3 separate regions of the Homo sapiens genome follow, and all the other regions are linked to region 2. A link is an interaction called in ENCODE POLR2A ChIA-PET data of the cell type or tissue named here. Cell type or tissue: MCF 10A. All regions are shown on one strand. Each heading gives the region's core, and the rest is flanking DNA. Links, peaks and the distances in the headings are about the cores only.

What was found. Peaks named below come from ENCODE experiments on the same cell type or tissue, not always from the same donor. Only the 100,000 strongest peaks of a DNase experiment are listed, where the experiment ranks them.
Region 1: POLR2A ChIA-PET joins it to region 2 with 15 read pairs; 2 of 35 experiments call an interaction of 5 or more read pairs at or near these places.
Region 3: POLR2A ChIA-PET joins it to region 2 with 31 read pairs; 3 of 35 experiments call an interaction of 5 or more read pairs at or near these places.

The regions. Positions count from the first base shown.
Region 1 is chr3:155,127,267-155,135,998 of GRCh38, reverse strand. All of the region lies in intron 8 of MME (membrane metalloendopeptidase), which reads right to left. Among named protein-coding and RNA genes, the nearest start is that of MME, 51 kb to the right of the region's middle. In MCF 10A, for the core only: no CTCF peak of the experiment used is centred there; no DNase peak of the experiment used is centred there.
Region 2 is chr3:154,967,247-154,975,978 of GRCh38, reverse strand. LOC105374171 (a long non-coding RNA gene) reads left to right here and starts at 5,714. Exons shown (of 5, transcript XR_001740568.2): 1 at 5,714-5,876. In MCF 10A, for the core only: no CTCF peak of the experiment used is centred there; DNase peaks (open chromatin) are centred at 2,848, 3,888 and 4,988.
Region 3 is chr3:155,062,251-155,070,982 of GRCh38, reverse strand. It overlaps a transcript of MME not described here. Among named protein-coding and RNA genes, the nearest start is that of MME, 14 kb to the left of the region's middle. In MCF 10A, for the core only: no CTCF peak of the experiment used is centred there; a DNase peak (open chromatin) is centred at 5,242.

The DNA of each region.
Region 1 (8,732 bases), core at 2,135-7,134, 160 kb before region 2:
AGGATACAAAATCCATGAATAAAAATTGGTGGCATATCTATTTACCAATAATGTTCAAGCTGAGAGCCAAATCAAGAACACAATCTCATTTGCAATAGGCACACACACATACACATTACATAAATATCTAAGAGTATATCTGACTAAGGAGATGAAATATTTCTACAAGGAGAACTACAAAACATTGCTGAAAGAAATCATAGAGGAAGCAAACAAACAAAAATATTTCATGCTTATGGACTGGAAGAATCAGTATCATCAAATGGCCATACTGCCCAAAGTAATATACAGATTCAACACTCTTTTTATCAAACTACCAATGTCATTTTTCACAGAATTAGAAAAAACAATTCTAAAATTCATATAAAACCAAAAAAGAGCCCAAATGGCCAAAGTAATCCTAAGCAACAAGAACAAGACTGGAGGCATCACATTACCTGACTTCAAATTATACTATAATGCTGCAGTAGTCAAAACAGCATGGTCTGGGTACACAAATAGACACACAGACCAATGGAACAGGATAGAGAACACAGAAGTAAAGCAGCACACCTACAGCCATCTGATCTGTGACAAAGTTGACAAAAATAAGCAACAGGGAAAGGACTCCCTATTCAAAAATGGTGCTAGGGTAACTGGCTAGTCATATGCAGAAGAATAAAATGGGACCCCTAACTTTCATCATACACAAAAATTACCTCAAGATGGATTAAAGATTTAAATGTAAGACTTCAAACTCTAAGTGTCCTAGAACAAAATAGGAAATACCTTTCTGGATGCCAGCCTTGGGAAAGAGTTTATCACTAAGTCCTCAAAAGGAATTGCAACAAAAACAAATATTGACAAGTGGGACCTAATTAAATTAAATAGCTTCTGCCACAGCAAAAGAAACTATGAACATAGTAAACAGACAACCTACAGAATGGGAGAAAACATTCCCAAACTAGGCATCCAAGAAAAGTCTAATATCCAGAATCTACAAGAAACTTAAACAATTCAACAAGCAAAAAACAAATAGCCCCATTAAAAAGTAGGAAAAGACAGGAACAGACACTTCTCAAAAGAAAACATACAAGTGGTCAACAAATGTACGAGACAACATTAAACATAGCTAATCATCAGAGATATATAAATCTAAACCACGATGAAATACCATCTCACACCAGTTGGAATGGCTATTATCAAAAGTCAAAAATGAACAGATGCTGGTGAGGCTACAGAGAAAAGGGAACACTTATACACTGTGGTGAAAATGCAAACTAGTTTAGCCTCTACAGAAAGCAGTTTGGAGATTTCTCAAAGAACTTAAAATAGAACTACCATTTGACCCAGAAATCTCATTATTGGATATATACCCAAAAGAAAATAAGTCATTCTACCAAAGACTTATGCACTCATTTGTTAATCACAGCACTACTCACAATAGCAAAAACGTAGAATCAACCTAGAGAATCATCAATGGTAGACTGGATAAAGAAAATGTGGTACATATACACCCTGGAATACTATGCAGCCATAAAAAAGAATGAAATCATGTCCTTTGCAGCAACATGGATGCAGCTGGAGGTCATTATCCTAAGTGAATTAATGCAGGAAGAGAAAACCAAATACCACATGTTCTCATTTATAAGTAGGAGCTAAATGTTGGGCATTTAAGGACATAGAGATGGCAATAATAGATGCTGAGGATTAATAGAGGGTGGAGGGAGAGAGTGGAGCAAGGGTTGAAACACTAACTATTGGGTACTATGCTCACTACCTCAGTGATGGGGTCATTCATATTCTAAACCTCAGTACCATGCAATATATCCATGTAACAAAACTACACATGTACCCCCTGAATCTAAAATAAAACTTGAAATTATATTTTTAAAAAACTCTAATCACTAAAGTAACAGAAATGAAAAGACAATTTTACGTATATTCTCAGCAACTCAATTTTTTTCTATTTAAGGTAATCAGAATTTTTGTTTCACTTTGAAGTAAACGAGTATGTCTGAGTTCATACCTCATGGGACCAACTATTCCAAAGTACAAGCATGCAGTGTTTTGAATTAACTGTATTCCCAAAGCATATAAATCAATCGACCTTTAGCAGGGTATTACTACTGACTATAAACAAAATGGTAGTTCGAATTTTCCAATATCAATCTACTGAGATATATCTCAGTAGATTGATATTGGAAAATTGATATTGGAAAATATATATATACCATATATATATACACACCATATATATACACATATATATATACACCATATATATGTATATATACACACCATATATATACACACACTATATATGTATGGTATATATATATATATATATATATATGGTGTGTGTATATATATGGTGTGTATATATACATATATATGGTGTATATACATATATATATATGGGATGCTTTTTGTTGATGAGGTGAGAAAACAATAACAGTAATCATCTTGGGCACTTTGTTGACTCAGCAAACTGATTCTGCTCCAGTCTCTTTATCCTTACCGATGTATTTAAAGACTATAGAACTTTGATATAAGGCAAGCACAAGAACTTTGGATGATGCTTCTAGTCTGCTAAACTGGTCAAGTTTCTCAGAAAACTGGAAGCATATAGTATCACTAGCTTCTGGGATGCTCGAGTATTTAATATAGCTACATGGAATATACCACTTCTTTTAATGAATTCCATTACCTGGTAACTACTCCAATGTAACTGATTAAAACATATGTCTTAGTATCATGACTATCTTTCCTGACTTCCAAATTTATCTGGTGTCAGAACTTAAGGTTACTGCCGTGCTAAATCCATTGTACGAGATGTGATTCTACCTTAAGGTTTTAATTTTCTTTATTATGATACTTCCAGATATGGAAAATGTGAAATGATGATAATTGTCATGATTTGGGAAGAAACTTTATACATATATATATATATATATTTTTTTTTTTTTTTTTTTTTTTTAGACGGGGTTTGCTCTTGTTGCCCAGGGTGGAGTGCAATGGTGCAATCTCGGCTCACTGCAACCTCCGCGTCCTGGGTTCAAGTGATTCTCCTGCCTTAGCTGGGATTATAGGCATGTGCCACCATGCCCGGCTAATTTTTTGTATTTAGTAGAGACGGGGTTTCACTACGTTGGTCAGGCTGGTCTTGAACTCCTGACCCCAGGTGATCCACCACCTCTGAGTCCCAAAGTGCTGGGAATACAAGCATGAGCCACCACGTCAGGCAAATCAACATGTATTTTAACACTTAAAAAGTAGATTGGCCAGGATACTTTTTAAACCCAAATTTAATTTTGTGTGTGTGTGACTGAGAGAGCAATTAGTTATTACAACAGAGGCCAGAGTCAGCTCTCATTTTTGACAGTCATAAGGTAGATTTCTTGAAGCTCTGAGATAGCAAATCAATGATTGTTTACGTGAAGAAGAATCCACCAAAACATTTATGTAGCTTTTCTTAAAAAAAAAATTGTAAGTCCTAGTACTCGTAACAGTAGTTTCAAAGGTGATCATCGGTTTTAAACAGTTAGATAAAATCCATATAATAGCAGTTTTGTGGGTTTTAAAATCACACACTACCAATGAGATGATATTTACTAACACCCAACACCATGGATAGTTACTCTAGTTAGGACTATCTTCATTTTGCAGAATCAGGTAATGATATTTATAAATTGGCTCTTTAGAAATGAGGCTCTTCCTGCCTGGAAAAAGCCTGATGTTTGTTAGATTTGCCAAAGAGGAAGAGAGCAAATGAATGCCATTTGACTACTGTCCTTCAAACTTTAATTTCATTCCTAATGAATGACAATCAAGACCCAGGGAGGAACAGAAAACTGTCCTGTCAGATTGATATCTGGGTAACCTAGCGAGCCAACTACCTATGGATCAGGGATTTTATTTCCAAAGATTCTGAGACACCTAGCTCTTACCAATGTTCTGCCTTCCCCATTCTAGGAAGAAACTCCACTTAATGTGGAGCATGAAGTGACTGAGGAGTCACAGAATTGTGTCATTCTTGGCCACTGATGTTGGGGAATATTTAATAATGCTACACAAGAAGTTTGCTGGGGGAACACAGAGGGAGACTAAGCAGGAAAGATTATTTCCTACCAAAAAAGCTTAGAAACATTTCTCAATTTAAGCAGCATGTCAGCTAGTGTGCAGTTGTTAGCAGAGAGACCTGCTTCCCTCCAACAGACTGCAAACATATAGTCACACAGCCATTTCTGGGCACTGGAAATAAAAAATAGCCCCCAGTGGAGCAGGACGCTAGAGCAGGAGGAACGTGGGACCTAAGAGGACCCAAACTTGGACCAGCATAGGGACTGTTTGGGGCTTTCATCAGGTTATCAATAAGAACCTGAAGATTTGTACAACTTCTTGCATAACTTCCAAGGTTTATTCCATGCTTGGGGGGCTGAATCTAGCTCTTTTTACAAACTGAGTTCAGTTGATCTCAAAAATTCTCTGTCATATTCACTAAATCTCATGTTTAAAAGCCCCCTTTTGTTTTCTTAAACACAGATTACTGAACTGAGTGAAACCTTCTGACTATTAGTCACTTGGTACCCAGAAAGGACAAAGTGAGGTCAGCAGTTTCCCTTGCAGGGCCTGTCTTATCATGTCATAGCTGTGTTATGCAGTGAGACAAGCTCCGCCACGTATCACTGAGGCACATATTGGCCGAGCAGTTTAAAGTACACAAACTGTTTCCCTATAATGATAGAGCCACCTACACAAGATTATCTTAGGTCTGCTCAGATTTCTCTATCTGACTTGCTGCCATCTGAGTCCATCGTTATCTTTCACATGAATTACCATGTGGCCTTCTCTGATCTTTCTGCTTCCATTAAAACACATTCTACAAACAACAGCCAGAGATGGTTTCAGCAAGCCAAATTGAATCACCCATGCCTTACCCCAGTCACTTATTATTCTATCACCTTGATTTATTTTCTTTATAACACTCACAATTTGTCTCATTTCCTTAAATTATTTACTTGGTTATTTATTGTCTATCTCTTCCCATTAGAACATGAGTTCCATGAGAACAAGGACCTTGTTTCCTTGGAATGTCTACTGCCTAGAAAAGTATCTGTCACATAGCATAAGCTCAATGAAGATCTGTTGAATTAAAAAAAAATGAAGTTAAATTGTAAATATATTAAGTTTCTCTCACTTCCTATTTCCTCGGAACTTCTATTCTTAGCTCAAGTCCTGAACAGTTTCTCTCAGCTTGTACATTGGGTAGGTGGACAAAGAAAATCCCCTCTTGTTTAATCCCAGTTCCAGCTTGCACCTGCTCATCTACAGGATAGCCAATCTCAGCTTGTGTTCTTTCCCAGGTACATATAATTTGGAGACTTCTCCTGGCTTTTCTGATCTAGGAGCACAGACTCTGGGTCATCGCTTTCTGGCTTCAGTCCATTGTGCCCATGTTCCAAGTCCTCTATCCTCATCCCTAAAATGTCTCTATTTTTATGAACCTCAGATTTTGTGAAGGCTCTACACTTCTTTATAACTCTGGCTTCTTCTCCCTAGCCATGCCCTGCAGCAGTATACCCTGTAGCTTCTACTCTCCAGTTCCTTTCCCGCCTCCTTATGCTCTCAAACTCTAGCCTGAGTGGTTTTCTTACTTTTCTTTTAGACCTGAAATGCTCTACTCAAAGAAATGTTTTGTGGATGTATAAATGCACAAGTAAAAATAAATCATAGTGGCTTTTGAAGTGTGTGTACATGTGAGGTGTTTCTGCACAGAGCCCTGTAATTGGCACACACAAAGTAGTCCTTAGAGTTGGAAACCACTAACCTCACTTATTGCTCCTTCTCAGGCAAACATCAGTACAGAGCATAAACATATCTATTATGTAATTATGCTCAAATATTTTGGATTCCTAATCTTCAGATTTCCTTATGAAGGACAACAAAGTAAGATAACAATTGCTCTTGAAAAGCTAAGAAGGTAGAGAAAGGGAAGCTTTGAGACCAATTCCAATTCACCCCCAATACAGAGTTCAGACTCTTCTGAAGGTGGGTGATTTCTTAAGAAAATTAAGGTCCTCATTTCTCTCAGTGAATCAATATAGAAGAACATTCTCACATGAGGTTGCTGGTTGGTTTCACTTACAAATTTTGTGAATGGGAATGGTTATGTTTATGGGCCATGTGTATCTTTCGTATTGTTTTCCTAGCATAGAAATTTGTACCTCTGTAAGGAATAGAATTGTCTTGAATCTCCCTACTTCTGTTCTTTGAGATAGCATTGTGTCATTAAGTAATCTCTTCAGATAATCAGAATACCTCAGAACTCAGGCTCCATCTCTTTAACAAAGATATAGCACAAGAAGCTCCTTGATGAGAACATCTTGAGAACAGTTTGTTAGGAAGAGCAGACACGGTGAATGTGGGCCCCTTTCTGAGATGATGCAACTGTTCTCTATCACTTTCCCTTTCTAGATTATAATAATAATCAAATATTACAATACAAAAATTCCATTATGAGGGTATCCAAAGCAAAAAAAAAATGACTTCTATAAAGTGAAATGATCTTCTTAGTAATTGTGGGGGCTATTTTCATAGTCGATAAGAAGTTTGGTTTTAAGATTATGGGAGATGATACCTCTGGATGACCTGGATATCCTGGAAGGAAGGATCAAAGAAGACCTGGGGAAACAGGCTGAGTTAATAATCTGATAAAGGAGACCTACGATTAGAGTACTTTTGACTGAAGAGGGAATGTGACCCTCTGTGATCCTCAGCCTCTGAGGCATATCTGCAGAAGGTAGACCCCACACTAAAGTTTTAAAATTATAGGCTAAAGCGACGGGCAAGGAAGCCAGACCTCTCTGGTCTAAGACCATCTTTCTTTGACAAAAAAAGTTGGTGACCCTATGCCAATTCTCAAAACTTCTCTTGATTATTTCCAATAAAATAATGTAAACTGCAAATGTATGATACCCATTGATTGTATAAATATACCTCAGGCAAACTGAGTTTAGCAAAGAAGTAACTGGGGATTGAAAAGAGAAAAGAGAACACAGAGTTTGTAAAATGCTAAAGAAATGTATGCTATTAGCTATTGATGCCCTAGAGCTCATGTTTCCCGGAATCAAGGGAAGGAAACAAGGAGGGCTTCCAAAAGATTGGGTTCTTCTTTCTTTTGTTTCCTCTCTTCCCTGCTATCTTCCCCCTCAATCATTCATTTGCTGATTCTGTAGTATTTAAGGGCCAGAAACTTTGGTAGGTATTAGAAAAAGAGCAAAGGGCAATGAGACACAGCATTGCTTCCACTTCATTTACAGTTTTATAGAAAAAAAAAGACATTAAATAAGAAGTATACAGAAACCTGGGTGCTAGGAAAACTATATTAGAGGAAAGAGTGTAGGCAGGTGGTGTGTGTGGGGGGCAAGTTCTAGGCAAAGGGAAAAGCATATATAAAAGCCTATAAGGGAGAAAATCATTGAAGGCCAATGATACACTGACATTAACATTCCTTCCAGATTTATAACTCCTCTACTGAAGGTAAACTTGTTATTCTACACTTCGCACCATTTTTTGTTCATGAAGCAATAAGACACAAGACAGAAATACTTAAGGTGGTTGACATCTTTCAAAGATAGCAGAGTAGTGGAAAAACTAGAATTTTGCCAGAAATGCAGGGGAAACTGAGGGATTGCAGGTGGTAGGGATTAGGAGAGAGTAGAAAATATCATGGGAAAAATAAGGGTAACATTGGAATTCTTACTGTAACTACACACGCTCTCACCCCCATGCCCAAAAGAATGGATTTAAAAAAAGGGAGAGGGTGCAGAAATATTCAGATAATTACCCATTTCTGGGATGACATGTAACTTTTATTTTTATGCAACTCCCTTCCACTGAAAGGAGATTGCTTACAGCTTGAAGCACTACCTTAAGAAGAATTCTGAGATCTCAGGTTAGCAGGAAAGAAGGATGTCACCAAAAGTACATAGTTATGGAAGAGGAGCAAGGCAGCAAGCATGCTGCGTGTTTGCTAGTCTGATTCAGATCGTTGAAGAGCACCTAATTAAGCTGAGAATAACTTCCGGGCTGTAAGTGCCAGTGCAGGTTAGTTTCTTCTATCATTTGCTCATTCAAAGAACTCTACTAGTATGAAGTACCAACTCTTAAGAAATTGTAATAATGTAGTAGAATGAAGAAGAGAGAAGGACCAAAGTTTGCCACTATACTACTGTTCTGCTGAGTGTTGACAGCAAACTTCTGAGACTCAGATTTCTCACTCATAAACTCTATAAACATATTACTGATTCTAGATTTGATCACCACTGTGTTATTTGATCACAAATACAGTATTCCCTAGATCAGTGGATGTAAACTGTGGCAGAGTATGCTAAATGACATTGGTATATGTACTCCTCATCTTTTAAATGATACGACCTTCCTCTCTGCCAACCAAGTTTTAACAAGACACAGACATGGCCACTGCTCAAGACTACATTTTCCTGCCTCCTTTATATTTAGTTGTGGCCACATGACAATGTTTTAAGCAACGGAATGTATGCAAGTTCTGCGCCATTTACATAAAGGTTAACTATTTGTCTACCACTTTCTCTCTTTTCTTCTTCCTGTGGCCTGACATGTGAATAGGGCACTGGTGAACCAACTTTGACCAAATAGACTAAGAAAAACACCAGAGGAGGTTGATGTTAGAGCAAAAAATCAAAGAAAGCCGGCTCCCAGACATTCCCATG
Region 2 (8,732 bases), core at 1,388-6,387:
TCCCAAGTACCTTACTTGGGCCTTTGCATACGATAGTGGATGGTCGAATTAAGTTGGCATGGGATTCATTCTTTCTCTCTCTTTTCTTCTTTTCCATTTTCCTTTCTTGTTCTTCTCTTTGTCTTTTTACATCTCATTTTTCACCTTCTCATTCCTTATTGGAAATAATAAATCATTTTCCCAAAGCCATTTTGCCAATCACCCTAAAATTTATTTTCTGTAATTTTCCCAGCAGTTTGACAGGTTCAGTACATGTCATGTTGAGCAATTTTTAAGGAAATGTCAGTTATCCCTTATAAAGCTCAGCCTTTTAGAGTTTTGATCCAGGAAATGTATTAGTATTATTCATAGAAACCAGTTTTCATGGCCAATTTTAGCTCATTTGGCTATTCATGCCATCAGGTAAGTAAATATTTCTATTGACCAGGCCAGTCATGTCTGCTCTCCCTCTGTGCATCCAGAGGTCCAGCAAGGAGAATGTAGAAAACGATTTTCTTCTTAGCTTGTAGAGAGATTGGAGTAGGCATTATCCCACATCACATAGCAATGACTAATGACAACTTGAACTGCTGGATACATTCTACTTCCATTCCTAGATAGGTTTAGAGACAGATGACTTACGGAAATCTCACAAAAGGAAAATGGGTTTGTATGTGTATAGACTTATTGTCAAAATACAAAAGGATTCCATAAATTGTTATGGATTGAGTGACTTGAACAAGGATTTAAAAGGCATGTTCACCAGATAGTTTAGAAGAAATATAAACATTTTTGAACTTCACTGTCAATACTGATTGATTTATTGTTTGCAGAGTTTTTTTTGTTGTTGTTGTTAACTAAGGCCTCAAAGACTTTTCAAACAATAATGTTTTATGTGTTCATGGTGCTTTATAGTGTATACATCACATCGCCACTCTCTTGTTTAATTATCATGAAAACCATATAAATAGAGGTGCCATTTTTACATAAATAACATAGAGATATGAGATTGATGTGTTTTACTAAAAATTCCCTGGGAATTTTGACTTTGGTACTATAGGACCTTAAGAATTTTGGAGTCGGCTGGGCATGGTGGCTCACAACTGTAATCTCAGCACTTTGGGAGGCTGAGGCAGGCAGATCACTTCAGGTCAGGAGTTCGAGATCAGCCTGGCCAACATGGTAAACCCCGTCTCTACTAAAAATACAAAAATTAGCCAGGTGTGGTAGCGTGCACTTATAATCCCAGCTACTTGGGTGGCTGAGGCAGGAGAATCACTTGAATCCACGGGGCAGAGGTTGCAGTGAGCCGAGATTGCACCACTGTACTCCAGCCTGGGAGATAGAGCAAGCCTGTCTCCAAAAAATAAAAATAAAAATAAAAATTTGGAGTCACTGTGAGATATACATACACAATATACCTACTTTATATATATATATGTGTATATATATATGTTTGTGTGTGTATATATATATATTCTCACACATTTATCATCAAATAGGTATATTTGAGGTTTGTTCTCCCCAGCCAGGTAAGGTAATATAGTGGGAAAAGCATGGATTTGGAGTCTTAAATCCTGATTCTATCAGCAGTATTGTCTTGCATTAGTTACTAATCTCCCTGCATCTCATTTTCTCATCTAATAATAATAACAATTATTCTACTCTTAGGAGTACATTATGTAATGTAGATAATGTGCCTGAGATGGAATAACCATCAGAAGAGTCCATTTCCTACCTGGATTATTTTGTACAAATGCATCTAGATGATCGTTCCCAATCTCTTCATTAATGAATGGCACCTTTTGAGAGACAACCAGTTAATGTTGCTCTCTGTGGCCTTTGGGAAAGAGAAAAGTAACTGGTTTATGCCAGAATTAAACCTGGAACTCTAACCTAATGAGCAAACAGCAAAGAAGGCAGATCAATTGCAGACGTGAGGTGATTCATCATTTAGACCCTGGAGGTATGCCTTGGGACTCAACTATCTCCCTCATATCTCTGAGACACCAGTGTGAGCTTGGACCCCTCTAAACATTCAGATCTATTCCTATTCCAGCATACTTGTGTCTCAATTCACTCAGTGCAAAGGCGAGAAACTTAAGCTGTAAACAATTTGAACAACTATGGAATACACTAGATTCTATCTTGAGTTTTGTTTTGCTGATTAAAAACTCATACTGAAAGAGAAGTTTGATTGTAGAAAGAACTGACATGAATTCTTTGGAAGAAAGTTTAATAGAAAAAGTTCTCTCTCTAATTTATTGATGGCCGTGAGGAATTGTGGGTGAGATTTTAGCCATCAGTGGACATATAACAGATATTACTGAGTGATGAGATAGTGAGTGATTGTTTAAAATCTTTACTTCTTTGTGCTTCTCCATATTTCTTTCAATAAAAAACATGATGAGGGGGTACAATCAATCAATGAATCAATCAGTACATATGAGAAAGAAAGACTATTTTGTGATTACTGTTGGGATAGAATAAAACACATTCCCTGAATTCTTAGGAATTGCATTTAATGGAGAGCATTTTTGTCCTATCTATGTTCTGAGCCTTTTTGCTCAGAAGTTAGATTTTCTTTTCCTGAAGCAGCTCTTTCTGCCCATCCATGGATCTCATCAGCACAATCTGCAGGGTTTGTATGCAGCTGGCTTTCCCTGTTTTTACTTCTGAATGGGTGGCTTATTTCTTTCCAGCATTTTTTTTTTCTGATTGACCCAAAATGGGTGCAGATGTGGTAAGCACATGCTGAAAGTTGTTGAATATTATTTTCACCCTTATGAAAGGCCTGACATAAGCAGTTTCAGATTGTGTGAATTCTTAATTCTGCAGTGGGCTTCCAACAGTGGTTCTGTTGCCAGTGATAACAAAAACCTGGGAGAGACCTTGGGCGGTAAACCACAGACTTAGTTCCCAAGAATTGAAGACCTCATATGTTCCTTGGTATGTGATCTTGTGAAATGCAGAGGTATAAAATGAAGTTTTGACTTTCAAAATTGGTCCTAGGGACTAAATTATGATGTAAGGTATTTTCCCTATATGTTTTAGTGCATACTTGTAGAAATTGGCTTCTGTTATTTTCTTGTTTACAACAAAGATCATCTTTTTGTGCCATTTCTGAATTTTGAATTTTCTTTTGGTTCTTTCTAATACCTTTTTGTTAGTGGCATGTTGTATTGAAGAGCCACTAAACTGGGAGTAAAAAAAATCTGCCTGTTTCTCTCTTGTTTTGTGAAACAAGTATATATTGTAAATATATAATTGCTGAAAAATAAGGATAATATTATATTCTACCTAACTTTTGTACACAATAGCTATTCACATTGCTCAAAAGTTGTTTTTCAATACTTACGGAAAACATTTAATTAAACAGAGTTAGCTTGACTGTATGTATTTTTTACTTTGGGGTCTAAAACTGTTCATTCCAGAGGTTCTAGGAAGATGAATTGTTTTTTTAACTGGGGAAATTAAAGACTTACTTCTTGATAGAGGATCATCAAGGAATGGATTACATTTGTATATTTCCTTTTATTTCTGGTAAATAAAAAATTATAGGAGGCCATTGTTTTGAGCTACACTCCTACACTAGACCCCAACAGATCAGACTAAAAATCAAAACGGAGTCGCTCACGCTGTGGTTCCACATTACCAAACCAAAACTGAGTGGTTATCTAACCTTTGGAGAAGCCCAAAAGGAGAGATAACAGCTTAATTTCCCAAACAGACTGGTTTCAATCTACAGGATAATGAAGTTCCCTCTGCCTTTAATCTTTAAAGGGAAGGTAACCTGAAGTAACCTGATATTAAGCAATCAGTTATTTCTCTATTGTTTCCCTGTTCCTGCCTTACAAGGGAAATAGCTTTGAAATGACCAGTCACATTTTGTTCTACATTTCTGCTTTCTTCAGTTCTTCTCCGTCTATAAAACCAAACCCTTCCACTCAGCTTATTGGAACACTTATTCTATTTTATGGAATGAAGTGTTGCCCAATTCTAAAAATGCAATAAAGCCAATTGAGATCTTTAAGATAAATTTGTTGTAGCTTTGTCTTTTGGCAGATCTAAGCATACAAGGGCTAGATTAATGCACTCATTCATTTCCTTATTTAACAAAATTGTATTGAGTGCTTTCCACATACTAGGTACTTTGCCAGGGCCCAGGGGATACAGAGGTCAATTACAAAAACAGTCCCCGTCATATTGTCTGCAGACTAGTGTAGAGATGGACAAGTTAGCTGTTGCAGTAAGAGTGCATTAGTGGAACACCTGAACCTAGATTTGGGGGTCAGGAAAGGAATTCTGAGAGGAAAGTAGAACTGAGAAATAAATAGAAATTATTCAAGCCTGTGTGTGTTGAGAAAGAGAAAGTGGCAGTGTGTGCATGTGTTTGTACTTTAAGGAAGAGAAAGAGACAAGCACAGGGAGAGAGAGAACGTGAGTACACACTAATAGCTTAAGTCTACATTTGGATTGTATTAAAATAACACCAAAAGCTGATGGAAACTCATGCCGCGATCGTCATTAGGCTCTTACAAGCTTGCTGGCCAGTTTCAAAGTTTGCTTTCTTGGAACACATAAAGATAATTTAATAAATTTTCCGTTCGGGGTAGGAGAAAGTTAATAGACTACTAAAGGGCCTAATTTACCTCCCCGGATTAGATTAATCAGACTTAAAATAGGGCATCTAAGATGCAGATGCCATGTTTAAAAGTATACTCTGTGCAATTCCAGAAGAACAAAGTTTTCCAGAAAGCATTAGTGTTTGGTCAATGTAATAAGACTAATTTCTCAAGAACCTCACACCTAGGTTTCAGGTAAAAGGAAAAAGAAAAAGTAATGATGATTCTGTTTTTCCTTCTCAGGCACATTTTTCAATGCATTAGACTGTTTGGTTTGGATGGTGCAAGGATCAAATCTATGTTGTAAGAGGAAAGCCAGATGATCTTTCAAAATGCATCTAAAATTTCTTCAGCCAACTCAAAATGAATGAGTCATGTTGACGTTATACTAGGGAGCCATGTCTTAAGCTAAATTCCTAATCCTTACATGATACTGTTTTTAATCCTTTGGCCTATTTCCCGAACTATTCAGTTGGACTCTTGTGCAGTGTCATTTCTCACACATCTCAGAGCCCAAGTGGACTTCTTGATGGAGTTGGCTTTACATGCCGTGATGCCTCCTTAGCATTTTGTAGAAAGAAATAAGATCCAATCCAGTTTCAAAACACCCTGGTTTGGGAGGATTCTGAAGTTCCCTAAGACCTTTAAAATGCTTTAATTTCAATTCAAGGATGGCAGCATGAATTAATTATTCAAAAGACAAAGGATGCCTCTAAGTGATCCTTCAAACTTGGGATTTATTAATTCATTCAAGAGATATTTACTGAATACTTATTATGCACCAAGCACTCTTCTATGTATTGCAGTGTGGCTGAAATCCTAGACATACCCAGTGCTGAGTCAGAATTTCAATATAATAAGACACACTCCACTGATCAATATATATTAATAAAAAATAAATAAAAATAAAAAATTCCATCAGTTGAGTGTTTCAAATGTTTGGGACAATCAAAATCTTGGCTTTGCCACTCAGTAGCTATGTGACCTTCAACTTCTTTTCTCTGAGCTGCCGTTGTCACATTTCTTAATTGTGTCCAACAACTACTTTCATGAGAGGAATGGAAGAGATTGGCTGTAACAAGTCAAATGCAAGGGGAGCTGCTTTGAGAGCCCTCAACTTGCACTGTTCACCTGTCAGGTTTTATCTTTCAGGGGTCAGCCAAGCCAGTGGGAAGCCTACGACATTCCCCTGGGTCACTTAGTGAACTCCTACTCTTTCATCAGGCCTCACTTGAACATGACTTCCTCCAGAAGCCTTCCCAGACATCTTTGGTGAGTATATGTGCCTTATATGCATTTCTAGGGTATCCTATCTATCTGTATCATAGCATTTGCCACAATTTAATGTGATGGATGTCTGTTCTGTCTTCTATCTTTCTACGAGAGTCTATGCTTCAAAAGGGCAGAGAATGAATGTGTTCTGCTATCTATTTTAGTTCCAGTATTTAGAAGGGTCTATTTGTTATTGTTGAATGAATTAATGAATGTGTATCTGTATCCCACAAGCTAAATAGAAATTTATGAATGAGATAAAGGTGCATATTGGTCTATATTGTTTGCCTTGCACTTGTATACATGTAATTTCAGTTAAGCCTCAAAACCACTCTAAGTGGTGGAAGGACAGACATTTTGATGCTTGTGTGCTGATGAAAATGAGGTTCAGAGGGTAAAAGGATTTTTCTGTGTTTGCAGAGCTAGAAAGTCAGAAGAGTAGAATTGGAACCCAGCTCAGTCTGATGCCACATCCTTTGTTGTTTCCATTAAATCAGAGAATTTCTTAGTGCTGAGAAACTATTCTGGAACTTACAACAAAGGCAAGTGGGAAGGGAGTCGCCTGGAATTTGATCTCTGTAGATGCCTTTTTCATTTAGTTTATTTTTCATTTTTATCTGTTGCTTTGCTCTTATCAAATACAGATAAATAGCAGCTGCTACTGGTGCTGTTGATTGCGATTTCTGTTTGAAAATGGAATCTTGAGCATCTGTTCTCTCCTTTTATATTTTACTGTGAGAGAAAATCTATTTTTTTCAAAAGGTAATTCATACACATGGTAAAAATTTAAACAATATAAAAACCTATTTTTAAAAAACATATACTCTTGAGTATTTCTGTGTACTTTGCTTTCATCACTAATACATCTTTAAGTTTATTCCATATTGGTACGCAAAATACATATTTCATTATTCTAATGATTACATATTACTTAATTCAATTTGTAATACATAAATGGCAGTTTACTAATATAACCATATAAAAAGTAATCTAACAGAAGTTACAATGTTTTATCAGGTGAGCACTACACTGTTATTTTAATACTTGCCAGTTAAATCAAGCAATGTGACTGCTAAAAGTAGAATTCCCATACAGTAGGAAAGCACAATTTATTTTTATAATAAAAGCAATAAATGTGTTTAAAAATTTCAATCCTTTATTGTGAATCACTTGTGGCCAAGTATCACTTAGAATAAGAGTTCTAGAACTAAAAGTGTCTTTAGAGGCCTAGTACAGTTTGTTATAAGGAACACTGTGTGTGTGTGTGTGTTTGTGTGTTTGCATGTGTGTAAGACTATTTAGAAAAGTAAGCTTATATAAAGGTACAATAATGTCTTGTTTATTGAGTATCTACTTTGAGTCTGGCATATCATCAACATTTTATATCATTATCTTATTGCTTACAATCTTAGGGATAGGTACTATTATCATTTTTATTTTACAGGTAGGAAACAGAAATGCAAACTCTTTCTGATTCCAAATCCTATATTTATAACCACAGCACATTATTTGGTCTATTAGATGTAAAACAACTAAATTCCAGAAATAGTCTCCGAGCCCACCTACTTAGCCTCAATCTTCAATCTTGGAGGTCCCTGAAGGGGCTCCTCTAACCTTTAAGGTTTTTCACATGTTTTTACAATTGTTTCAGAGCCCATGCCAGGGTTAATAATCAGCCACTACTTACTGAAAACTGTACCAGTTTTGAAAATATTAAAGTACTTCTGAACCATTTAGTAAATAACCCTCTATGACCCAGCTACTCTCTAAGACTGACTGGTTGTTGTGGATTGAATGGTATCCCCAAATTTTGTATGTTAAAATTCCATTCCCCAAGACCTCAGAATGTGAACATATTTGGAGATAGGTCTTAAAGAGGTTAAAATGAGGCCGTTAGGGACATATCCTAATCCAATATGACTGATATCCTTATAAGAAGAGGAAGAGACACCAGGGATGTGTACCAACAGAGGAAGGGTCGTAAGAGGATACAGTCAGAAGGCAGCTGTCTGCAAGCCGAGGAGGGAGTCCTGAGGGGAGATCAAACCTGTGGACACCTTGGTCTTGGACTTCTAACCTCCAGAACTGTGAGAAAATAAATTTCTGTTGTTTAAGCCACCCAGTCTGCAGTATTTGATTATGGCATCCCTAGGAGACTGATACACTTGTTTCTCTCATAATCTGGAAACTAAAGAGCTGGTTCCTGGCACACACCAGAGGCCTCCCCAGGGGAACTTGCTCTGGTTGGTTACTCCTTGTGACTGTGGACATTTTGCTTGTTTTCAGCAATCTATGCTGTAATGAATGTTCTTGTACATATGTCTATATATTCATCTGGGGATATATTTTAATATACATTTCTAGAAATAAAATTGCTAGGTGGGTTGACTTAGAAAATAACTTCATGTATTTTAACATTCTTCATAAAATACCTTTAAAAATTCATCTGGGCAAAGCTACATTTGTGAAAGACACTTGTGTATTTGTTGTGCTCATTTTGGTTTCTTCTTGATGCTAATAGCTACCTTGCCTTTCAAGGGAGAAAAAGTTTCAAAGTAGAAAATATTTCAAATGCGTTAAGTAGAGGTTTGAAACATCCCATAACCCGCTAAATGAAGCCCAAAGCCACAAAGGGCAGAAAGGTCTAGGCAGCTCTGATAATGACTTTAAGTGGGAGCAAGGCTGCAGAGCACCATTGCTGAGAATAAAGGCTTAACATAATGCCTTTCTCCTGGGCATCCTTTGCCCACAAAACTTACCCATAATGACAGTTTACATTATGTTCATTCCTTCAGGAATAATTACTGTGCCTCCATGTGGAAGTTTTCTCATTCCAAAGAAGCAGGATCATCCATC
Region 3 (8,732 bases), core at 2,765-7,764, 94 kb before region 2:
CTGTGGCCCTGACTCTGGGGGCGAGAGCAGGGTATTGAATACTACACAGCAGCAGCCACAGGAATAAACCCAAACACCCCAGATTTTTCTCAGGGGGACATCTGCTCAATTTTGGCATGATTAACCTTTAAATCTCTGGTTCTTTCTGACTCTGATGTTTGGCAGAGGTGCGGATTCCAGATAATCAAAACTAGGACAAGCAAGGTGAAGAAATGCGTCTTCTAAGCAACTCCTGAGTGGGAAAGTATATGTCTTAACTTGAAAAAATCATATTCAAAATGTAATCAATTCCCAACTTCTCTTGGATCCTTAATGCTTCCAGGAAAAGTGCCAGGTGAAATAGAAATATCTAAATTTTAGACTTTTATGTTCCATGCTTTATTTATTTATGCTTTATACCGTACCAATCCTTTTGCAAAGATAAAGCTTATCTTGAACCCCATCATTCTTAATCCTTTTCATCAGCTGGTCATTCTTACCACAAGCATTCTTACCAAGTCAGATTATTGCATTTACCTAGATCCTTTAAGTCCAAGCAAAAAGAACACTTTTAAAAACTCATCCTGATCTGTTTATGCAGATGTATGTACATAGTGGCTTCTGGTGTATACTTTCATTATACTGTTTAAAATATCTCAAAGTCAAATCCTAAAGAAACGAACTGCTCCTTGTCACAAGATGCTTTTAATGTAAGAAATCTTTTCAAGTATAGTGATTTAGGATGTTATTTCACAAAAGCTTATTCAATGCACATTAATGCACCATAAATTTTAAAACTAGGCCAGAAAAATTAAAGAAATAAAAGTGTTAAGAGAGCCCATTTGACTAGTGCAATATTGTATATAATTGAAAAATAGCTCCAAAAACATTAAACAATATGATTGTCTTGCTTTTGTCTCAATCACACTAACTATATTCTTATAGGAGAGTTGTTGTCTGTTTGCATCGTCCACCTGTCTTATCTAGTGGTTATTGGTAGAGGCGGCAGTTACATTCCAAAAGGAAAACAATCTCTTCCTGTTCCCTCTGGTCATACCCATTTCCTGTTGCTTCTGGGGCTGGGTAGGGAGGCAGTTCTCAATAAGGTCCTTCTGCTGACGTTAACCAACATCACATGGACAAGGGCAAGGGAGTCACATTCTTGTTGAGTACTAGGATATTAAAATAGCTGAAGGTAATGGAGCCTATTCCTAGTCCATTAATCTGATGGTATTGCTTTTTACTCATTTGAAACCCAGTGAGTTTCTTCCTGCCTAGGAACTCAGGGTGATATTAATTTCTCCAGTCACTATTTAAGTAGGTGTTAATAAAATAAGAAGGGTTCTCCATAAAGTACAATGTTTCTCTTCCTGTAATATCATGAATAAATTGCTAAGGCAAAATTTCACATTATAACAAGGAATGATACGAATAATATTATTTGAAGGTGTCTCAAAGAAAAAGGGCCAGGTTAGTGCTCTTCAATTACTGGGATTTTCATCTTCCTTCCAAGTCATTCACTTGTGAGCTCAGTCATCCTGGGCCTTAACAAACCTCTCTCAACTCTGAGTTGCCACGAGCTGATCAATTCTTTCATCCCTCTCACTGAAAGCATCTTTAATTTTCTCTGTTATTTCTAGCCTGATGACATTTCTTAATCTTTAATACATCTATTTCTTGAACTTTCAGTTCTCTTAGCTTCTACAACATTGTACTGGTCTCTCCCTCCTCTTTGTCCTCCATTTGCCTACTAAATAAAGCATCATTTCTTCTCTTTTCATCTCTCTCTTTCTAGAATTTCTTCCTTGACTGTTTTTATCCATATCATTATTTCAGCTTTGATCTCATGGCAGACAACTCCCAAACCTACAAAAATTAGTCCAACATATTCCCCCCTTTTCCTTTCATTTGTAGAATGCTTCACAAACCCATGCTCTCGTGAAACCTATATACTTTACAGGCTCAGCCTTGTTCCAGTTCATCTAGGCTTGACACATCCCAGTGGCCTTCGATGAGTCCTTTATTATTCCCCAACAAACAATGAATTTACAAATCTCAGCATTATCAACTCCACAGGATCTCTTGAATCTTTTTCCCTACACTTTATTTCCAAAGCCAACATTAGGCAGCAGAAATTCTATTCTCTTATTTTCCCTGGATTATTATACTAACATTTTGAACATTATCCTTAGAAAGACACTATTTCATCTTTTCTTGATCTCAATTCATTGTTCACATTATTTCCTGGTCGATTAAATAGAAACTCAGAATATTTTACTCACTCAGATGTTCAAAAACTTTCAATAACTCTCTAGGTCTGCAAAATTCTGTATTTTCAGATTTTATGCCTGCTAAGCCTAATTTAATAAAACTTGTGCTACTTTAGCACATGCTATGCTAGGCCTGTTAGAATGTGAAATGTAGTTAAAAGTATAGAAACAAAAAAATGTAGCTGATATCATGACACCAGTGACACCGTGTCAGACCAGCCTAAAATATTCAAGTTTTGGGAGGAATTATTTTGGCTTCAACAGCTTTATTAATGCGTAATTGACATAACAATAAACTGCACATATTTAAGTGTATAATTTAATAAAATGTGACATTTATTATGTATATGCCCATGAAAGAGTCATCCAATCAAGATAATAAAGTTATCCGTCACCTTCTAAAAGTACCTCTTGTGCCTTGGTGATGTCTCCCTGCTGCTCTTCCCCACCTATCTCTTATTCTTAGGCAACCATTGATTGCCTCTCTGTTACTATACCGTTTGTATACTAGTTTGCATTTTCTAGAATTTTATATAGATGTAATTACACAGTATACACTCTTTTTTTGCCTTTTTACATTCAGCATAATTATGCTGATATTCATTCACATAGTAGCATTAGTTCATTCTTTTGTTTATTATTGAATAGTATTCCATTGAATGGATATCCCTTAGTTTGTTTATCAATTCCCTTGTTGATAGAAATTTGTTTAATTTATAGCTTGGGGCTATTACACATAAAGCTTCTGTGAAAATTCATTTTTAAGTCTTTACATGAACATATGCTTTCACTTTTCCTAGGTAAATATCTAGGAGTGCAATAGCCGAATCCTGTGGCAGTAATGTTTAACTATTTAACAAACTGCCAAACTATTTTCCAAAGTGGTTGTAGCATTTTTCACACCAGTACTGTATAAGCATTCCATTTGCCCTACATTCTTGTTAACTCTTGGTACAGTCAATCTTTTTAGTTTTAGCCATTGTAATTGGTGTATGATGGTGTATTATGGTCTTAATTTGCATTTCCTTAATGACTAATGATGTTAAGTGTCTTTTCATGTGTCTATTTGTTATCCATATATCTTTTTTGGTGAAGTGTTTGAAAGTATTTCAAAAGGAAAATAAGGGCCGGGCACAGTGGCTCATGCCTGTAATCCCAGCACTTTGGGAGGCCGAGGTGGGCAGATCACGAGGTCAGGAGTTCAAGACCAGCCTGACCAACACGGTGAAACCCTGTCTCCACTAAAAATACAAAAATTAGCCAGGCATGGTGGCACGCACCTGTAATCCCAGATACTCAGGAGGCTGAGGCAGGAGAATCGTTTGAACCTGGGAGGTGGAGTTTGCAGTGAGCCAAGATGGTGCCACTGCACTCCAGCCTGGGTGATGGAGTGAGACTCAGTCTCCCAAAAAAAAAAAAAAAAAAAAAAAAAAGGAAAATAAATTGCAAAAGCTAAATCTGTTATATAAATTTTTAAAACATACAAAAATCTATTTTATCTTTGAATGAGAGGTGTTTTTTTTTTTTTTTCAAATTGCCTGTGTTTTCTCCCAAATAATTGTTGGAATAATAACTACAAATAAAGTCTCTGGGAGAATCTTTTGCAAGCACAAGGAAAGCATAGCTTTCTTCAACATTATCTACATCCAGAAAATACATTATATGAATCCAACCTAAATATTCTGCCTTATTACTCATGGTTCCTTTATAGTCTCTAAATCGGTGAGTTCTAAAACATGCTATGCGTTCTAATGTTAGGAGGTGAGATGGTTGTAGGGGTATACAGAGTTATTATATAAGGATAAATCTCACTGTAAGAATGGTATTCTATTTTGACTTCTCTTTAGATTCACTTAGGTCAAGAAAAAAGTCTCATCTTGGAAATTATATTTGTGTAACATCTCTGTAGTAATAGCTGATCACTTTTCTCAACAGAGAGCAGTCCTTAGTCTCAGGCTTTCAGCAGATGAGAGTACCAAGCTAGAATTTTTTCATTGTACTTACTTTTTCAGTAAGTGACATAGATTTTCAATCAGTCATCCAGTGACAGCAATATAAAATGTCATTACACCATGTATTTTAGTTAAAGGAAGTGAGTTTATTGATAGAAAACACATTACATAAGTAATATTCAATTGATATTCAGATTCATCAAAAGTTATTACCATAATACACAAATGACTCAATTTGGGGAAAAATTATTTAATATTTAGCTCAATTACTTTCAAACGACGATACTCACTCCATGGAAAACTAGGGTTTACAAGGAGGTGCCTCCACTATTGGGTTGAGGAGATGGCAATGAGCAGGCAAGGAGAGAGTGAGCAAAGAAGTTTAAGGAAACCAGCCCTGGAATCAACTAGAGCAACTCATATTACTTATTTATAGAAAACAGGAAACTTCAAAAAAATACAAAGAGGGCAATAATCATGCATATTCACATCTGTGATTATTTCCTTTTACTGTATAGTCTTTCAATCTTTTTCTAAGCTCATACACATTTTTTAAATTACATTGTCATAATGTTACATACTTAAACTAGTACTATAAAATGCTAATTTTCTGTCATTAAATGCTCTTTAAAAATTAATTTGTGGACTGTAGAATATTTATTTAAACTGTAAACCTTAGCTTCATTTCTATATAAAATGAAAATTGGACTAGACGACATCTAGAATTGTCTTCCTGGTCTAATAGCCCTTCGCTCTGCTAAGTGAATAGTGAAACACTCCTGAATTACTTAAATAATTAAATCCCTGTCCTATTCACCCTGAAAGGCAGTTCATGGAACTGCCTATGTGAGAAGTAGCTCCACTGCACAGCAACTACAACAATTTGGAACATCAGTGTATATATCTACAACTTGAGTCCATATTTGAAAGCACTGTCTTTTATGACCACAGTGTCATATTATGTATGAAATGCTTCTAATTAGTCACCACCCTCTCACTTTACCTCAGCTCAGCCTGCTCTGGAGGGTGACTGACTGCCTGTCTATTTAAGGCACCTCCCAGGGCTCCACATGAGCATAAGTCATCTCACTCATGTTTTAAGTTAGGCAATCCAAAACTTAACCTTTGTGCTTGCTAAGAATTTATCATGCAACTTTTTTTGTTGTTATGTACTAGCAGATAAAGAGACAAAATTTCACCTTATTTATATAGATTTCAAGAAAAGTTAAAGATAACTATAAGCTGCTCTTTGTTGAAGGCTGAATGTGACTATATCCTGTTCCACTTTTCTGTAGCTCGTGCTGGGGGAGGTGTCTCCATTTGTCTTTATATCTGTAGTCTTTAGGACTTCAGGGAAGGGTAATTTATTCATTTTATTTCATAAATATTTTCTAAGTACACACATATGCTAGCCATTCTGGTAGGTCCTTAAGACATAGAGATAAATAGAATATTCCCTTTTCTTAAGTCTTAGTCTAGTAAGGGAGAGAGGAAGAGAGAGAAACAGTAGCTACAGCTATATGTGCCTTGATGAAAGAATGTCCAAAGTGGTTAGTTAAAAGAAACACACACTCACACACACACTTCAGAAATGAGACTGTCTTTGAGGAAAGTGCCAAAGGATACTTTACTGGGTTGAATAGAGTCCTTGCAAAATTCATGTCCTTCCTGCAACCACAGAATGTACTCTAATTTGGAAACAGGATTGTCACAGATGGAATTAGCTAAGAAAAGGTCATACTGGAGTAGGATGACCCTTATGCAGTATGACTGGTGTCCTTCTAAGATGAAGAGAAGACACACAGAAACAGAGACACTAATTTAGTCGGGGATAATATGGCCATGTGATAACAGAAGCAAAGATTGAGTGATGCACCTACAAGCCAAAGGACACCAAAGGTTGTTGACAAACACCAGAAGCTAGAAGAGTCAAGGAAGGATTCTCCCCTAGAAAATCTTAGAGCACAGCTCTGCCAGCACATTGATTTCAGACTTCTAATCTCCGGACTGGTGAGGCAATATATTTTTCTTGTTCTAAGCACCAGTTGCACTTTGTTGCAGTATCCCTGGAAAATTAAGAACATATCTAGGAGCTCATTAAGTAGATTGAGGGGAAAGATTTTCCAAGTGAAGGTAACAGTATGTTCAAAGGCATGCAGGAGTGAAAGAGTATTCAGAAGAGTCTCATCAACATAATTGAGTTACCTAAATACAATGTGATATGTGCAGTTTAATAAATAACATACACACAAACAGTGTGTGATAGTCCTCATTATTTCACACATTTCGTATATGCCTCAGAATCAACAAGAGAAATGAAACAAACCTTTTTTCCTTAGCCTCACTTAATGAATCTCCCAATCTCTGACTTTGCGGCTGCATGGCCGTCTTCTCTTGTGCCTTCATTATTGAATATTTTGCAAATCAGAGGGTTAGAACAGTGCTTACATATATACATATATTTGTTATATTATATATGTATAATTTTTTTTTGAGACAGAGTCTCACTCTGTTGCCCAGGCTGAAGTACAGTGGCAGGATCTCGGCTCACTGCAACCTCCACCTCCCAGGTTCAAGCGATTCTCCTGTCTCAGCCTCCCGACTACCTGGGATTACAGGTGCCTGCCCCATGCCCGGCTAATTTTTGCATTTTTAGTAGAGACAGAGTTTGCCATGTTGGCCAGGCTGGTCTCTAACTCCTGACCTCAGGTGATCCACTCACCTCGGCCTCCCAAAGTGCTGAGATTACAGGCATGAGCCACCATGCTGGGCCTTCTCTTTCACTTCTTATGAGGATTAGTCCTATCAGATTAAACTACCACCCATACCACCACATTTAACCTTGATTACCTCTGTAAAGCCCCCATCTCCCAAATACAGTCACATTGAGAGTTAGGGCTTCAACATATGAATTTGAGGGCAAAACAGTTCAGTTCATAACAGCTTGCTTTTTCCCATTACCAAGAGACCATATAAACCCTTTCTTCCCCTATATGCAGGCATCTTTTTGGGAAAAGGTGCAGAGGAGGAAAAGGCTCATTTGGGGGAAGAAAGCAATGGTATATATAATATAATATAATATAATATAATATAATATAATATAATATAATATATAATATGTTATATAATCAAATATAATATATAATCAAATATAATATATTATATATTATATAATCAAATATAATATATTTATTATATATATTAATAAAATATATTATATTTATTAAATAAATATATTATTTAAATATATATTTTTAATATATATATTTAAATATATATATTTAAATATATATATATAAAATAATAAAAATATATTTATTAAATAAATATATTAAATAAAAATATATAATATTTTTATTATGAATAAAATATAAAATATAAAATATATATGAAATATATATTTATATATAAATATATATAAATATAATATACATTATATAATTATATATTTATATATATTATAAATGATATATTATATCTTTATATAATATGTATATATTATAATATATAAATAATATACATTATATGTATATTATTATATAATATATAATAATATACATATGTATATTATTATATAATATATAAATAATATATATTACAAAGTATATAATATATATAATTATACAACATAAATATATAACATAATTATATAACATAAATATATAACATATATTTATATAATTAATAAGGTCATTAATTACATATTTAGTTTTGACGTAGTTCTTTCCTTTCTTTTTTTTTTTTTTTTTGAGATGGAGTCTCAGTCTGTCCCAAGCTGGAGTGCAGTGGCACTATCTCGGCTCACTGCAACCTCCACCTCCCGGGTTCAGTGATTCTCCTGCCTCAGCCTTCCGAGTAGCTGGGATTACAGGCATGTGCCACCATGCCCAGCTAATTTTTGTATTTTTAGTAGAGACAGGGTTTCACCATGTTGGCCAGGGTGGTCTCGAACTCCTGACCTTGTGATCCGTGGGCCTCGGATAACAGGTGTGAGCCACTGCGCCCAGTCAATTCTTTCCTTTTTAAAGTTTCCATTTGTGTGTCAATATTTTCAAGCTTGTCTTTTATGTCTCAGAACATAATAAACATAATTATTTTAAAATATATTTCTAATAATATCATTACTTCTGGATACTTGCCTGGTTCTATTGCCTATTGTTTCCCCAAAGTTTTGTTTCTGTTCTTTTTTATTCTCATGTGCCTTGTTATTTTTGACTGAATGTTGGAAATTGTATGTAAAATATTGTGAAATAATTCTAAGTTTAGTTTGATATTATATTTCTTCACAGAGCATTACATTTGCCTCTTGTTGGTAATGAAGGAAGAACAATCTTGAACTCATAGAACTAAAAATAAGGCTGGTAGCTGAATTTCCAACAGGAAGAATGAATGTCCAAAGACAATAAAAAGATAGCCTTTAAAGCTTTGAAAAAATATGTTTTTGAAGGATAAAGATAAACTAAATAGCATTTGTTAGCAACAGATCCAAACCAAGAGAAATATTAAGGGGTATTCTTGCAGATAGAAAAGA